Linked DNA regions of Homo sapiens: region 1 is linked to region 2. Evidence: chromatin loops called from intact Hi-C (ENCODE). Cell type or tissue: Panc1. All regions are shown on one strand. Each heading gives the region's core, and the rest is flanking DNA. Links, peaks and the distances in the headings are about the cores only.

What was found. Peaks named below come from ENCODE experiments on the same cell type or tissue, not always from the same donor. Only the 100,000 strongest peaks of a DNase experiment are listed, where the experiment ranks them.
Region 1: it touches region 2 in a loop (3-fold over the local background); 4 of 110 quality-filtered maps call a loop at or near these places.

The regions. Positions count from the first base shown.
Region 1 is chr15:32,024,343-32,033,614 of GRCh38, forward strand. CHRNA7 (cholinergic receptor nicotinic alpha 7 subunit) reads left to right here and starts at 6,173. Exons shown (of 10, transcript NM_000746.6): 1 at 6,173-6,307; 2 at 6,556-6,695. The coding sequence starts at 6,253. It overlaps LOC124903441, which reads right to left and starts at 6,254. Exons shown (of 3, transcript XM_047433397.1): 1 at 6,215-6,254; 2 at 5,515-6,046; 3 at 4,192-4,265. The coding sequence starts at 6,254. The coding sequence ends at 4,193. RefSeq lists an enhancer at 6,232-6,797. In Panc1, for the core only: CTCF peaks have their summits at 5,192, 5,392 and 6,200; no DNase peak of the experiment used is centred there; H3K4me3 peaks cover 1,302 bases; H3K27me3 peaks cover 1,635 bases.
Region 2 is chr15:32,111,951-32,119,950 of GRCh38, forward strand. The region is part of intron 4 of CHRNA7 (cholinergic receptor nicotinic alpha 7 subunit); the gene reads left to right. Among named protein-coding and RNA genes, the nearest start is that of CHRNA7, 85 kb to the left of the region's middle. In Panc1, for the core only: no CTCF peak of the experiment used is centred there; no DNase peak of the experiment used is centred there.

The DNA of each region.
Region 1 (9,272 bases), core at 1,273-9,272, 86 kb before region 2:
TTTTACTTAGTGGCTGTTGTGGGTTGAATTATGTCTCCAACAAAAGATATGTTGAAATCCTAGCCCCTAATACCTATGAATGTGACTTTATTTAGAAATAGGGTCTTTGCAGATGCAATCAAATTAAGATGAGGACATTAAGTTGGGGCCTAATCCAATATGACTGGTGTCCTTATAAGAAGAGGGAAATTTGAACACAGACACACAGGGAGAACAACAATGGAAGATGAAGGCAGAGATGGGAGAGACATAGCTGCCAGCCAACAAACATCCATGATGGCCAACCACCACCAGAAACTGTGAAGAGACGAGGAAAGTTCTCCCCAGAGTCTCAGCAGGGGCATGCTGACATCATGATTTCAGACTCCTAGCCTCCAGAACTGTAAGACAATACATTTATATGTTTTAAGCCACCGAGTTTTCAGTACTTTGTTATGGAAGTGCTAGGAAACGAATATAGTGGTGAATTATTGAAGGCCTTCTGCCTGAGACCAGAAATGAGACAAAGCAGTATGCTATGACTTCTACTCAGTATTGAATTTGATGGTCCCAGCTAGTGTCATAGTGAGTGAAACAGGCCAAGAAAAAGAAATAGATGAATAAGGATTGGGACGGATAATCTACAGAAAAACCATTATAATCAATAGGAGAGTTTAGAACTTCACTGGATAAAAGACCAATATGCAAATATCATGTATATTTCTATACATGCAACAGTTTTAAAATTAAATGTAAAAAATCTGTCATTTTAATAGCATCAAAAGACACCAATGTCTATGAATAATTCTTATGAAAGTGTGCCAAAATACCTGTGTTGAAGACTACAAAATATTATTGTGAGAAATTAAACAAGATCTAAATAAGTGGAAGAAAACATCACGTTTGTATATTACAGGACTCAGTAAAGACATCAATCCTTCCCAAGTTGATCTAAAAATTCTATAGAATCCCAGTAAAGTTAATATAAAATAAATTATTTTATTCTATTAAAATGAAAAGGGTCAAGAATATTCAAGACAATCTTGAAGAAATACTAAAAAGGAGGAAAATTAACACTACCATGTATAAAGAGCTACTATAATGCTATAGTCATTAAAAGAGTGTGATATTGGTGCAAGTCTAAGCAAATAGACTGGACCCACATATATACACTGTTATGTGATGCACAAAGGTGACATGGCAATGCAGGAAGAAAGATTACTTTTTCATTAAGTGGTATAGAGTCAATTTAATATTCATATAAGACAATGAATCCCTATTCCTACCATACTTCATAGCATACACAAAATTTAATTCTAGATGGGTGACAAATATCAACATGAAAGGTAAGACCATAAAACTCTAGGAAGACATAGGATGTTACCTTCACGACCTTGGGGTAGACAAAGAGATCTAAAGCACAACACAAAAAATGCAAACTGTGATTGGAAGCGTTGATAAATTGGACTACACTGAGATTAAGAATATCTATTCACCAAAAGATACCATTAAGAAAGTTAAATGAAGCCAGAGTTCTAAAAATTATGTTCAATATCAATGTCTGACAAAGGACTCCTTCTGAATGAAGAATTAATTCCTACAAATAAATAAGAAAAAGGCAGACAACACAATAGAAAAATGGACAAAAAACCCTGAAAAATCAGTTCACAAAGGATATCCAAAATAACAATAAACACATGAAAAGCTGCTCCACTTCTTTAGTCATCAGGGAAATGCAAATTAAAAGCCACATTGAGATCAAATTACCCATAAGCCAAAAAAATCTGAAATTAAGTCAAAGACAAGTGGATGAATTATGTGAGGCAACTAGATCACTCATACATTGTGCTGGGAGTGTAATTAGAACAAATATTTTGAGAGACTGACAATATCTAAGAATAGTATATATCTAGAAAAAACTGTGCTGTTTTGGAAACAGAAAAGCACAATTTGAAGTAAATCATCGGTCAAAGAAGAAATCACAAAGAAGTTAGAAAATATTTTGAACTGGAGGTTATGAATATAGAACATATCAAAATTAGGAGGAGGCAACTAAAGTAGTGTTTAGATGGAAATTTGCATATTTAAATGCTTACATTTGAAATGAATCTAAAATCAGCAACCTCAGTTTACACTTCAAGAAGTTTGTAAAAAATGAGCAAATTAAACCCCAAATAAGTAGAAGGTAATAAGAAACACAAGAATAGAAATCACTGAAATTTCAAAAAAAAAATTGAGAAAAAGCAAAAAGTTGTACCATGAAAAGATTAGTAATATCGTTAAACCTTAGTAAGTGTAATCAAGAACAAACAGGAGAAAACACAAATTCCTTGAAACAGTAATGAAGAGGAGGTATCACCACATAGCCTATATATATACATAAGGTAATAAAGGCACATAATAAACAACTTTATGTCAATAAATGCAATAACTTAAATGAAATAAACACATTTGTAAAAAAAAATACAATTTAGTAAGCTTTTCCCAAGAAGAAATAGAAACTGAATTGTACTACATATCTATTAAAAATTGGGTTAACGTTAAGAAAATAATCTTTCCACAAAAACTCCAGACACAGATAGTTCCACTAGTTAGTTTCATCAAACATTTAAGAAACAAATTATATCTTGCACAAACTATTTCAGAAAGTAGAGGAGGAGGAAGCATAAGATCTTCTACCAAAATTAGATGATAAAATTACAAGAAATGAAAATGATGGAGCAATATCCTTCATGGATATACATAGAAAATTCTTTTAAAATCTACTAACAAATTAAATTCAGCAGTAATCAAATCCATGACCAAGTGAATTTGTGGTTTGATGTCTTTTGTAAATATTGAAAAGTTCTCAGAATTTATTCTTTGAATAGTGCTTTTGTCTTACATTGACTCTCCATTTAATGAAAGGATCTTTTATATCTGAAAGACCTGGGGAGGAAGGTAGCCACCCAGCAAAGTCATCTGAACTTTTTGATTGTGGTGTGAGGGAGAAAGAAACTTTCATTGTGGTAAGCCAATGAGAATTGAGGATTATCACTGCAATGGACATCACCCACTATGATAACTAGCTTTACCATTTTAAACGTACAAATTTTATTTATTTTTATTATTTTTATTTATTTATTTATTTTGAGATGGAGTCTCGCTCTGTTGCCCTGCTAGTGTGCAATGGCATGATCTGGGCTCACCACAACCTCTGCCTCCCGGGTTCAAGCGATTCTCCTGCCTCAGCCTCCCGAGTAGCTGGGATTACAAGTGCCTGCCACCATGCCCGATTAATATTTGTATTTTCAGTAGAGACGGGGTTTGGCCACGTTGGCCAGGTTGGTCTCGAACTCGTGACCTCAGGTGATCCACCTGCCTCAGCCTCCCAAAGTGGTGGGATTACAGGTGTGAGCCACTGCACCCGGCCACAAATTTTATAGTTTATTTTTCAGTGTCCTATTATCTCAAATTGTGAGGCACACATTTTCCTGTTTACTCTGCCTACTGACTTTCCCTAATTGACGATGGCCTAGGATGATGTAGAGTTTGTTTCCTTGAATGGTTTATATTTTTTATTTTGAACTGATTTTCATGGATATTGCGATTTGGGGGCATTTTTTGGAGTCCCATGTGTGTAAAGTTACTAAATCTTCCTCCGGAGGAATTCTTGAATTCTAAACCATATAATACACATTTGGACTCCACACCTAAGCCTAATGCACTTTTTGGTTTTTAAATGTGTAATTATCTTTTTCCCCCTATCCGGAGCCCAAGCAGAAAACATGCTTCCTTCCACTTCCCTGGCTAATGGTTGAGGTTTCCTGGTCTTTTTTACACTGGAAAGGAGATTACACCAATTTCTGGATTTATGTGAATATCTCAGTTCCAGTTCCCCACCTCTCATAGGCCCCAAGCCCAAGGTCACCTTACCTCCTGAGAGTGTGTTAAAATTTCCCTCTTACCCATAGAATCTATATTTTTGGTATGCCCAGGCATGTATTCACATCCTGCTATGTTTTATTTGCTGTTTTTTTTTTGTTTTTTTTTGTTTTTTTTTTTTTTGCTTTGGGAACGGGAGTGAGTGTAGAACCTATACAGTCCCGTCAGCTCTATTCCAAGAATGTTCTGCTCTTTTCTTCGTTTCACAAATGAAAAACCTGAGTCCCATAGATGGGAGTCAATACAGCCAAACTCACAGACCTACCTATGGCACAGGGGAGACTGAAGTTTATTTTCCAACTTCCAGCAGTCCTACATTGTAAGCTGAGTGAGTGGACTGCGCTTGCAGGTCCTCCAGGTGCCTAGCGAGAACAGAGGACAAATAAATATTTACGAATTGCTTGTCTCACCTGAAAATGGTTTATTTCTAGGTTTCTGATATTATGGGGTGCAATGGCGGTAAAGAAGCAGTTCTGGTTTCAGGAATGTGATCCTGATAGCCATACTCCAGAAAAAATCAATAAATTCCCTTGGCCCCATGGGCTCATGCTCTTCTAGAAGGGAAGACAGGGCTCTTAGGTACTTTCAGCGCTCGTAGAAGAGTGTTGTTACAGTCCCATGACCAGTGCAGGGGATGTGCCACTGAGAATCTTTTCACTGATGCTTCATGGGCTTTCTCTATTCTGCTACTGGGTTTTATTTCCCTTCTTCTAATTCTCCCTTTACCAACAACTAATCCCCTGTAGATAATTAATTCATCAAGTGCCTGCTCTGTGATGTCCGGACTGCTAGAAGTGGTAGGGGGACTCAAGAGCCAGATGAAGCTAAGGGCACGCCTGTCTGCTCTCCAGGGACCCCTGGCGTCCCTTTCTCCTGGCAGAATGACTGCTATCCTTTGAGGTGAATCCAGTTCAGCTGTCACCTCTTCTATTAACCACTCTCCAAAAACAGCTAATCCTTCTTCTAGGCTCTTACCGCAGTTATGAAAGCCTATGCTGACCCTTTGTTTAAACATGTGTACATTAACAGTAATACATTTAAGACACTTCATGGCAAGGGCAATATACTGCGTTATTCTTCCAAATCAAATAGTTGGGCTCAGTCCCCCATTCCTGCTACTGGGGTACAGTCAAGCTCAGTCACCTTTTGGTGAGCCTTTCCCTAGTTCTTGGAGTCTTAAAAGAATCCCGTGGTTTTCGGCAGTTCAGAAACCCAGGCATTGCCGCTGCGTGGTCCACGGGAGTTGCTCTGGTGGAGCTCGGATGCCCGGGGGCTGCAGGAAAGAAGGTGGCAGCGCCCCCTACGCGGACGCAGGGCGCTGCTGTGCTCAGCAGAAGGGAGCAAATGGGATGGAGCTTCAGCCACCCTGGAAGCCGCCCCTTGGCGCCTTCCTCCCTCCCTTCCTCTTTCCAAAATCAAGCCCCCTCTTCAACATCAAGAACTCTCCGCACTCCCTGGACCTCTCAGAGCCTCTCCTCATTTACTCTTTCCAATGCGCTGGCTCAAAAGAGCCTAGATAAGAACACCAAGTTCTGGCTGTCCTTCCAGCAAAGAGTTAGGAGTTAACTTTTCAATCTTTTTTAATCTCCTTTAAAAAAGAATGAGCCATACATTAGGGTAACCACTGGGAATCCCATCACACACATTGGCGGCATCTCTCCTCCCCGACAGGGTGCCTCCAGCACTTCAGATCCCAGCCGAGAGTCTGGCTGCTGGCGCCCAGCAAACGGTGCGGAAAGCAAACCGGGGCTCGCGGAAAGCGGGAGGAGGGGGGCTTCCTCGGGTCTGTTTTGTCTGGTTGGCAAGACTTCCGAAGCCTGGTTCCCTATAGCTGCCACCCGGTCGCTGGCGTGGAGGAGGGAGTCCGGGAAGACTGGACCCCAGAATTGTCCCGGCTTTCTCCCGAGTGCCCAGCGCAGCTTCTGGCTGAGAGCGGGAGCGGGCTGAGTGGGGACAAAGAACGCAAGGGAGAGGTAGAGCCTGGCCTTGGGCAGCCCCTGGCCTGGCCAGAGGCGCGAGGCCGAGAGCCCGCTCGGTGGAGACTGGGGGTGGAGGTGCCCGGAGCGTACCCAGCGCCGGGAGTACCTCCCGCTCACACCTCGGGCTGCAGTTCCCTGGGTGGCCGCCGAGACGCTGGCCCGGGCTGGAGGGATGGGGGGGCGGGGACGGGGGCGGGGGCGGGGCTCGTCACGTGGAGAGGCGCGCGGGGGCGGGCGGGGCGGGGGCGCGCGCCCGGCTCCTTAAAGGCGCGCGAGCCGAGCGGCGAGGTGCCTCTGTGGCCGCAGGCGCAGGCCCGGGCGACAGCCGAGACGTGGAGCGCGCCGGCTCGCTGCAGCTCCGGGACTCAACATGCGCTGCTCGCCGGGAGGCGTCTGGCTGGCGCTGGCCGCGTCGCTCCTGCACGGTAAAGCCACTGCCTCCCCGCCCTCCACTCCTCCGTGGGATCCCGGGCACATCCCGGGCGCCTCTGTGCGCCCCGCGCCTGGGCCAGGTTTGGGATCTCCCCGCCGCCGGGGAGGGGCAGCGGGGGCGCTGCGGGGGCTGCTTGTCTGGGCTGCACCGGGTGGGCGGCGGGGGACGCCGGCAGGAGGGAGTCGGGGGTACCCCCGCCGGCCTGCCCTGAGCCCCCTGCCCGGGTCTTCTCTCCTTAAGTGTCCCTGCAAGGCGAGTTCCAGAGGAAGCTTTACAAGGAGCTGGTCAAGAACTACAATCCCTTGGAGAGGCCCGTGGCCAATGACTCGCAACCACTCACCGTCTACTTCTCCCTGAGCCTCCTGCAGATCATGGACGTGGTGAGTCCCGCCTGGCTACAGGGCTGCCCTCTCCCCTTCCTGGGCTCCGAGGGGCTTTTTAGACAGCGTCGGGCGGCCAGGCGGTGGAGCTCGGCTGGGGCACTCTAGTTGGCCCCAAGCTAGGCAGGGCCATGCTCTGAGTCTGTCCCCAGCCTGCCCTCTCCTGAGTGTCTCATTTCTCGGTTTCCCCTCCAGCCAAGGAGGGACCTGGTAAAGCTTATTCCATCACCCTGGCCACCTGTGCATGGTTACTTGGGTCCCACCTTTCTCTCAGGTTAGAAACTCAAGCATCCTGAGCTGGGACTCAGTAGCAAGAACAGGTGAAGTTCACTTTTTAATCTCCCTTATGGTGTAAGTGTTGACTTGCATTCCAGCATTGTCAATTTAGCCACTTCTAGACTTTTCTGCCGCCTATGGTATGTAACTTCTTTGGTGGGGGCCTGGCCCTGAGCTTTGCAGCTGGCGAATCTATCCAGGCAGAGGGCAAGAGGGCCAGCTGTGAACTTTCACTGTGACCCCATCTTAGGAATGGGCATGCTTTGCCTTCCTGGTGAGGACAGGTACTGGGAGTCCTGCTCCGAGGACTCAGGGTTCCCCGTCAGGAATACATGTGTCTGTCCCTCCAGGCAGCTGCCATCAGTTCCGTGGGTCTCTTGCCTTGCAGCCTTGCTAGTGCCCACTTCAGTTAGCCAATCTGTGTAAACTTGCCTATTGTTCCTCTATGCTGCTTTGGATATTCAATATTCATGGTATATTCTCCATACAATACAAATACTTCACACAAGTGTTTAATTCATTATAAGTGGGTTTGGTGTCTTGTCTATACGGAGTATCGGATTCTATTGTGGAGCACCCTGGAGTGTGGCAGGGTGGGGCACAGGGATAATAATGTTCATTGGGAGGGAGAGCATGATGGGAAAGAGGTGAGAGAATAGCCACAATTACTGGTTAAAAAAGAAATAGTGCTAAGAGCTACCTGGCAAAGTGGAAAAAGGTAAGAGGTGATATTTCATAATCCTACAAATAAACAGTTACCCGCACTATCATGTTGATGAATGGTATATCACTTAACCTAGTTAAAATTGCCATCATACATTGCCTCCTTTCCAACGCTACACTCGCCTCAAATGTGTTCTTCCTCCTACAGACAGAATCATGCTTTAAAATATTGAATGTATATGTGATGATGTGGAAAAGTTATCATGAGAAGAGCTGTAGGGGAAGGCAGGTTCAGTCTCATGTGTTGCAGAGCAGCAAAAGTTGCTGTTTATGGAGCAGTTCCTCAGTTGCTTTAAAGAGCTCAGGATTTGTACTTGGGATCTTCGGTGGGTTCTGTCTGTGTTGGTTTCTGGATGGCTGCTGTTAGGTAAGTTTCTTAAGCATCTTGAGCCTTGGCTTTCCGGCTAATAAAATGCACACTGTCAGTCATTGTGATCAACTAAAGAATATGGAAACAACTTGAAGAGACCTTAAAGCTAGATATGTGATTATGGTCATTTTCATGCAGAAACCACATGAAAAAGGACCAGGCAGCAGAGCTAACACACCCCGCAAGTGGTGTGTGACAGGGTGAGAAAGGGACAGTAGCCCCCTCTTCCCCCATTTGTCCAGGGTCAACTCCAGCCAGGCTGTCACACTGTTTGTGTCTGCTCCACAGCTGTCTCTCTTGGAGTGGGTGACCCTGTATTGCCTGGATGGGGGTGATGGTGTAGTAGCCCCTCAGTAGAGGAACAGGAGGAAGTCAGTAGAACAGGCTCCTGAGGTTGCAAAGGCTGCGGCAGCACCTTTTGGAGAAGAGACCACTCGCGGAGAAGCTGCAGGCTTTCTTCTGGGAACTTCTTCTTTAAGAGACTCTTAAGAAACCAAGTTATTATGAGGAGCTCTGAGTCTTAGGAGAAGTTTAGGCATAAGTTAGTGTTATACTACATGAACATTTAAAATAACTTTTGTCATGTTAGAAAATTACAAAAATAGCACATTGGCACTTTGTGTCAATGACATTCCAGTGTCCTTAGGAAATGCATGTGAAGAAGGCTGTCAGCAGCCAGAGGTCATGGGAAGGGGGCGGGAGAAAGTTTATCTCTCACCTTAGCCGTGGTATTGGCTGTGAACACATTGAACTTCCCAGCCAGGCAATGCTATGTTCATGGAGTGGCCTTGAACAAACTCACTTACCTTTCTAAGCTCTGTTTTCTCATGTGTTAAATGAGAATAATAATACCTGCTTCAGAGGGTTTTGAGAGGATTAAATGAGAGAAAGTGCTTGCCCACACTGGTGATTCACTGAAGGTCTGCTCCATCTTAATTATGTAACTACTCAACTCAGAGGTCAAGAAGTCCATGCCTAGAAGGGTGTGGTCACATGCCCAAGGTCACTCTGTGATTAGAGGTAGGGCTATGAGGAAAACCAACATCGGACAAGTCCTTTGTCTTTCATCTGCTGCTTCCTTTAGACTTGGTAACTTCGGCAGAACAAAGTCATTTAATTTATTTAAACTGGGTGAATTGTAACTAATTTAATGTGACTTTCCTGAGATCCTGGATGAAGCCGAAGTCTCTATCAGACATAACAAAATA
Region 2 (8,000 bases), core at 1-8,000:
GCTATCACGTATATTTGAATATTTCACAGAGATGCTGGATATGTTATCTATGATCTGGGGCCACTGCTCCCTACACGGCTTTCCGAGCGGCCAGGCCTTTGAGAAGCAGCTCTGTCCCTGTAAGCCAGCATTCCCTGGTTTGGCATGCACACGTGCACACGCTGGCTAGCCTGCTACTTAAGACGCCCATGAAGTTGTATGTTCTCGGGGCCTAGTGTTGTTTCTGTGCATATTGGCACATGGAGTATTCTTGCATAAGGCAGTACCTTTGTTCTCTGAATGGCAGCAGTTATGACCAACAGCAGGAAGTGCTGGCCTATGGGATGCACTGCTGGAGCCCACAGTTTGGACCCACATCCTCGTCTATGTTCCCTGTTGTGCATTGGAGAGTTCTGTGGCAGAGATGGCTGCAGGTGAGCGTGAGGACTGTCATCTCTAGCTGCATGCAGAAACTTCCCCTGCAGGGTATATACCTGATTTCTAATAGTCTTTCTCCTGAGGTCAGGAAATAAGGGACACGTCGGTAAACCAAGACAGTCTGACTTGCAGACCAGATGCCTAAAAGGCAATTATTCAGGCAGGGTAAGTTTCTAGAAGCAGTAAAATTTCTCGTTAAACTGCATAGTCAAATAAGGGATCCCAGAACATTTCTGACTAATAAGGTGTCAGACCTCATAAATAACATCATGAAAAGAAAGTTATTTCCTAATCATGACCGCTACCTTTGGTCATGAAGAAGGAAGCCCAGGCTTTCCTGATGCAGGGAACAGTGTGACCAAATTGCCCTCCATGGTCACTCGGTGATCCCGCTGGACAAGCAATGTGTTGTCCTACATGGCTACTTCCAGAAGGCTGGGCGATGCTATTTCTTGTATGGACTTTTCATTCTGCCTCTGTCTTTGCATCTGGGGGCCGGCCACATTTCACTTGAATCATTGGGCCCGTTTCTAGAAGAGTATCCTCTTCTCATTTGCTGCCACTTTTCTGCTTCTCAAATTAGTTCAGACAACTGAGCTTTGAAAAACGTCTAAAATAGGAGTAAGTGGTCCCCTGTTGAATGGATCAAACATGTGCCTTTCCATGCCTGGACTTTGGGTCTTCTGTTTCTTGGGGGGCTGTATTAGTTTGCCAAGGCTGCTGTAACAAAGTGCTACAGACTCAGAGCCTTAAACAATAGAAGTTACCCTGTCACAATTGTGGAGGCCAGAAGTCTGAATGAAGGTGTTGTCAGGACTGGCTTCTTCTGAGCCTCTCTCCTTGGCTGGTAGATGGCTGCCATCTCACTGGGTTCACGTGACCTTCGCTTGTCTCTGTCCGTGCCCTAGTCTCCTCTTCCTGTAAGCACTGCAGTCAAATTAGAGTAGGGCCCCATGCTCATGACCCTCTTTTACTTTAATTACCTTTTTAAAGGTTCTGTCTTCAAATAGAGCCACACTCTGAGGCACCAGGTATTAGGATTTCAACATGTGAGTTTGAGGGAGATGCAACTCAGTCCATAATGAGGGCATTGTATCTGACTTTTTGAGGGCAAAGGGTCAGGGTTGAAGAAGTCTCCGTGTTAATTTTAGCTGTAATATTTACAGTCTGTATAACCTTTGAGTCTCAGATTTCTCCTTTGAAAAACGGGGAAAGTGCCGGCTTCACAGAGTTCGGAGGATCGCTCTGTGGATGTGTGTAGCACACTTAGTCTGGCACTTGGAAAAGAGCACACATTCCGTAAAGGCAGTTGTGTGTTTACAGGCAGAATGATGAGGATTCCTGCTTTTAGAACAAGATGGTAATTTAACAATTTAGAAAAAAATAATCAATGTTTTTCATTTTCCAATTCGGATTTTTTAAGTTTGAAATCAAGAATAAATTTTATAACATTCAGCCTGAGCAATGTACGAGACCCCCATCTCTAACAACAATAACGACAACAACAACAAAATTAGCTGGGCATGGTGACCTGCACCTGTAGTGCCAGCTACTCAGGAGGCTGAGGTAGAAGGATCCCTTGAGCCCAGCAGTGAGCTTTGATTATATCACTGCTTGCCATCCTGGGTGACAGAGTGAGATGCTATCTCCAAATATATATATATATATATATATATGTATATATATATATATACATATATATATATATACACATACATACATACACACACACATATACACACACACATACATACATATACATACACACACACACACAGAGAGAGAGAGAGAGAGCACCCCACCATATTATATGTATAACATGTTGGTGGAATCTTATTAACACGGTTACAAGAGGCAGTTTATATGGCCTATGTGTAGGATCTTTAACTCCAAAATGTAAAATGTTTGATGATTCCAAATGCTCTGGCTAATGAGGAATTTCCAAGTTGTAATTGAATTTCAAGGAGCAAAGATAGAGCAGTCTCTACCTGACAAATGTTACCAGGGTCCAGGCCCTTAGAAATGATCCCCACCTCCACATGCCTGACCCAGCTGCCGGTGCAGAACCCCATCGCTCACACATCTGTTGAGCTCTACTGAAGGATCCTGCTCGTTCCTCTTTCCCATGGTGGACATAGACCACGTCCGCCAGGCTTCATCATGGAGGATGTAGAGGCTGCTTCAATTTCTGCTTTTGTTTTCCTGAGACATGGAATGTAGGACTTTCTTTTTGAAGTAACTACTAAATATATTTTGAAGTAACTGCTAAATATATGGCCCGCAGGTCCACATGAACCCAACGTGGAATGAATAGATTTCAGAGAATATTTAAACCACTCATAGACACTTATCTATTGCTACAGAACAAACTCCTCAGAACTGAGTGACTTAAAGCAAACAACTCAGATTATTCCTCATGATGCCGTGGGCTGTCCAGGCCCATGTGGCTGGTTGTCTCTTTCACGTGGCATTGGGCACAGCCATGGGCTGGGGCTCCACTGGGCCGATGTGCTGAGGGGTACACTTCCACAGCGGGGCAGGTCTGGGCTGAGCTGGTGGGGACGCCGGCCCTGGCAGGAAGCTCAGCCATTCAGCTGGGGACTGTGCACCCACCCCTTCTGGGCCTTTTCCACAAGGCTCGGTGTCCCCCAGCTTGGTGGCCAGCAGTGCTCTGACAGGAAGGAAGGAGAGGCTGCTGGGACTCTTAAGGACTGAGCGTGAGGGTCCCGCAACAGCCCTTCTCCACATTCTGTTGGTCAGAGTAGGCAGGAGCCCAGCTTGGAGTCAAGAAAGGGGAAATCAGCACCCCTATCTAGGGCAAGAGGGAGGCCACAGGGTGCTCTGGGGACACTAGTGATCACAGCTAAGGAAGGAAAGCGGTGGAACTGCAAGGGTCAAAGTAAAGCCCCAGGAAACCGAAAGACCAGAAGAGGCGTGCATTGTGAAGGGGAAGGCACGCTCCGCCATGTGCCTGCTGAAATTGGCAATGTGGGAGGAGAAGCAGGCAGGAGGAGAGAGCTTCTAAACAAGACAGATCTTGTCATCTCTGCCCCCCCTTGCTGGCTGGCTTCCCCTTCCTGCCTGGACACACTGTGCAGCCCCCAGGTATGTGCTGACCAGCCTATCCCTACCCTGTAGCCTCGTCCACTCTCCAGCCCTACTGCTTGTCCTTTGGCTCATTGATGCACCAATGCTTCCAGGCAGAGTGTTTATATGAGCGTCTTGCGGGGCGAGGAATGCCCACCCCTTAACTCCCAGTTAGCAAGGGAAACCTCCCTGACACCCTCACCCCTGCCAAGTCTAGAACACATTTCTCTGTCACGTAGAAAAGGATTCCTGTCCACGATGGCACTTAGGGTCTGCTACCTCTTAGGGGCACCTAGCAGGGCACTTGATACACATTTATGCAAAGACAAGATGGAGAGAGGAAGGGAGGGTGCAGGAATTATTAGGAGGAGGAGCGAAGAAGATGGATCAGTGTAATACAGTGCGGCTAAGAACAGCCAGAGAAGAAAGAAAGCAAAGGAAAGAAATCATGTAGGCAACCTAGAAAACATTCAACTGAGACTGAGTCCAAAAATTCACACAGGAAATAGCAAAAATAGTCTTCACTACTAATATCCTAACCCTCTGATATTCTGTTATTGGGGATTTTGAGAGATACCGAATTTAATGCTTTCTGCCAGCTTCTAGGCGTGGAAAATAATATGTTCTGCTTAGTAGACTCATCTGTTAGTTCATTATGGTCTGAATGGAGTCGAGGGGCTTTTCCTAAAGGAGGGGGTTAAATGCATCCTGTGTAAGCCCCAGTTTTGAAAGCAGTGTTGATGTAGCTCAGCTGAAGCCTCCCAAACATGTCTGTCCTATTTCTCACTCTATTCTCGTTTGATATTGGAGTCCCCACGTGAGTCACTATTGCTTTTTGAGATATAATGCATTTTCCATGCTTTAAAGTGGCTGGGTCACTGCAAAACAGCCATCTCTGCATCATTTGTGGAATGGGCTGCTGTATTTCCTTGATGGGTGGGTAACAAGTCATGCTGCTGCCAGCCAGCTGGCCAGGTCGCTCTGAGGAGAGGATGGGCACGAATAAAAGCGTCTCTGTCTGGTGCTGATCCCAGTCATTTCTTTGTTGCTTTATTTTGCTTTACTTTAAGCCTGCGGCTCAAGGAGTTTTCTGAACACCATCTTGCCTAAAGTGGGTAGCAATTATGGATGGCTTGCCGTGATTTTCCCCTTTGGATGGAATTAAAGGCCTTGCTGGGATCAGCAGTCCGCTTGCAGAAGGACAGTCTGAATCCCGCAACTCTGCGGATGCCCCTACACCGTGCAGAGACAGGCAACTGCCTCACCCTCTCTGGGCTTCTCTGTTTCTGAGTTGCTCGGTCAGAAAATTCTATTGCAATAATGGAAATCTTTTTTGATGAAGATATTTAAAGATGTTTTTGTTGGCTCTGAAAGTTTAGAACAGCATGGGGTTTCAGCCATCCATTTTCATTGAGTGTGCAAAGCTGCATTTGTCATCTGCAGGGTTGTGTCTTTCACTCATTTTCCTGACCCTGTGGCTGATAGCAGAGGCTGGAGAGGGGACCTCTATGCAGGACACACTTGAGAGCAGTGTGGCCAAGCCTGTAAGCACTCATAATTGTGCTCATCATTGTTGCCAAGCGTCTTAGGGAACCTGGGGGAGCCAACCCAGGACAAGGATTCCTGAGCATGTAGCTTATTTGGGAAGGGATCCTGGGAAGCAGGATGAGGGGAGGGGGAGTGAGATAGGGAGGGCAGGCAAGCCGTTGGAGTGAGCATTGAAAAGCAAATCATACTGCGGGCAAACAGAGCCCATTCCTACTGGGGAGCTCTGGGAGACTGTGTATAGCACATCTCAGCCTTGTTCTGAGGAAACTGGGATGCTTATCTGCCAGCTGCCTTCCATCATAGGCTGAGAGCTGCTTCCAGGGGTGTCAGCTCCCTGGCACCTCTGGCTTGCCTGCCCCATGTGTGGATCAAGTGCAGAGCTGCAGATGCTTGCAGTAGGCAGCTGTCAGGGCCTTGGGCACAGGAGGATGATTGTCGACATGGTCTGCTACAGCGCAGATGAGCCATCCACTCAAGTTCTAGTTGCTTTCACCCTGCTTTGATTGTAGATCCAATCTCAGCTTCTGGTAGGGAGCATAGCAACAATATGGGTGGAAGGGAGAGAGTCCTAGGACTTGAGGGTCCTAGGGGTGAGGGTGTTCTCAGCCAGAGCAGAGGAGGCAGGCAGGTGGCAAATTTCACTGGACTAAAGAAGAGCCCAAGCCTGCATCCCAGCAAGGGGTGCCTATTCTACGTGGGCTGCGATGTATCTATTATGGAGTCATGGCAGTGCACACATGGAATGGCATCTTAGGGAGTGAATCTGTGAGATGTAGTGTTGTCATGGTTAATAGCTCCTGAAATTGTGGTATCCCTCAGCCTAACCGAGATTGGCCTGCTGGTGCTCAAAGGCTCATAATGCAGTCATGGCCAGGCTCTTGGAGGGCCCAAGGGCATCACTGGAAGGTGATGTGGTTGCTATAGTTTGAATATTTGTCCTTTACAAATATTTGAATATCTGTCTTCTCCAGAATTTGTGTTAAAATTTAACCCCTAATATGACAGTATTGAGAGGTGGGACCTTTGAAGGCCAACTGGGTCATGAGGGCTCTGCCCTCATGAATGCTTTAATCTATTCATGGATTAATGGATCAATAGGATATCATGGGAATGGGACTGATAACTTGATAAGAAGAGGAAGAGAGGCCTGAGCCAGCACCTTCAGGCCCCTCCCCATGCGATGCCTGGTACCACCTTGGCACTACAGAGAGTCCCCACCAGCAAGAAGCCCTCACCAGATGCAGCTCCTTGACCTCGGACTCCCAGCATCCATACTGTAAGAAATGAATTCTTTTCTTTATAAATTACCCAGTTTCAGGCATCCTGTTATAAGCAACAGAAAACAAACTAAGACAGTAGTAGTTCCAGGTGAGCAGAGGTAATTTTGCTGCTGGAGATCTCAGAGAAGGAGTTTTGAGGATGTGCTGTTACAGCTTCTGTATTAATCAGATATTCACACCTGAGCTGGAGGGAGGCTGTTTCTAAATCATGTGTTGTGGGAAGAGGGGGAGCAGCAGCTTGTTTTAAAGCAGTGAGTGGAGCCAGCCAACCTATGTTTGCATCTTCAAAGTCATCCTCCGAACTGTCCATCTCACTCTCCCAGGTCTCATCATGGTCGCTCTTGCTGTTTGTTTTTAATTTGTTCATTCACTCAACCAATATTTAGTGAAGGCTCCCTCAGCATAATCACACACTGTTCTGGGAACTAAGGATTCAGCAGTGATCCAGCCAGACCCAAACCCACCAGAGAAACAGAGATGGGGAAGAGAGGAGGGAGGCATGGGCCAGATTGTAGGTGATCCCAGAAAAATGAAGCAGGAAAGGGAATAGTGAGGGCTGAGCCAGAGGTCAGGGAGAGACCAGGAGACAGACTAGAGGGCTGCAAAGGAACAGGCCCTGTGATATCAAGTGGAGAGAGTGTTCCTGACAGAAGGAACAGCCAGTGCAGGGGCCCTGTCAAGAAGGCTTGTGAAAGACTTCGAAATGCAAAAAAAAAAAAAAAATAGTGAGGGAAGAGAAAAAAAGACACCTCGGTTCCTACAGAATACTAGGCATGGTCACAGGCACCTTCCTGGTCATCTGAGTCTGTAGTGGACTGTGCCTGTCATGGTCTTCAAACTAGTTTTCAACTCTAACTTCTAGAAAACTGATGGCAAAACCAATGATTCTAGTCCACGGAGAAGCAAATGTGTTTTGCTGGTGGACCAATTCCCCTGTTGACAGATTCAGATCAGTGTGCCTGGTTGTCTTTGTATGTGTCTGCTTTTAGGATGCTCTGCAGAATTGGTTTTAACATTTTCCTGGTTCCTTCCTTCATTAATGACTTAAGTAGTCTTTGACACACGATCACTTTATATTTGTGCAAGTGTCATGATTTTATCTTTTAAAAAATCCATCAATTGCCCTGAGGCGGGAACATGCTATCCAGGTCTGTCCTAGGAGCAAATTCAGCTGCTGTGGCTGGAGAGAATTGGTGGATGGGGAAGCCAGGGTTCAGAGAGAGGGTCAGAGACATGATGGGAGGAGCTGGGGACCAAGTCGTGGAGGCCTTGGCTTTGACTGTGAGACAGGAGAGGCCCTGATACCTTTGACAGAATTTTTGTTTCAGTTCCTTTTTGCTTTGAACATTTTAAAAAAAAATATTTATTCATATTCTCCTCTTGACTTGTTAGCAATTGATTCCCATCAGGTGATTTTGTCCAGAAGTTATTATCTGTTCTTTTCTGCTTGTACACTCCTCCCAGCCTGTGGCAGTGGGCAGGTTTTGCTTTTGTTGTTTCTTCTGACATCTCAGCAAGAGGAAGGGAGGAAGGGCAAGTGCGTGTGTGTCCTTAATCAGCCTCTGATGGCCCAGCTGTTTGCCTCGGGCTAACTCGGAGCCCACCTGTCTGCACCAGAGTGAGTGGACTGTCGCTGGCTGACTGTTAATGCTGTCTGCCTCATCCGGT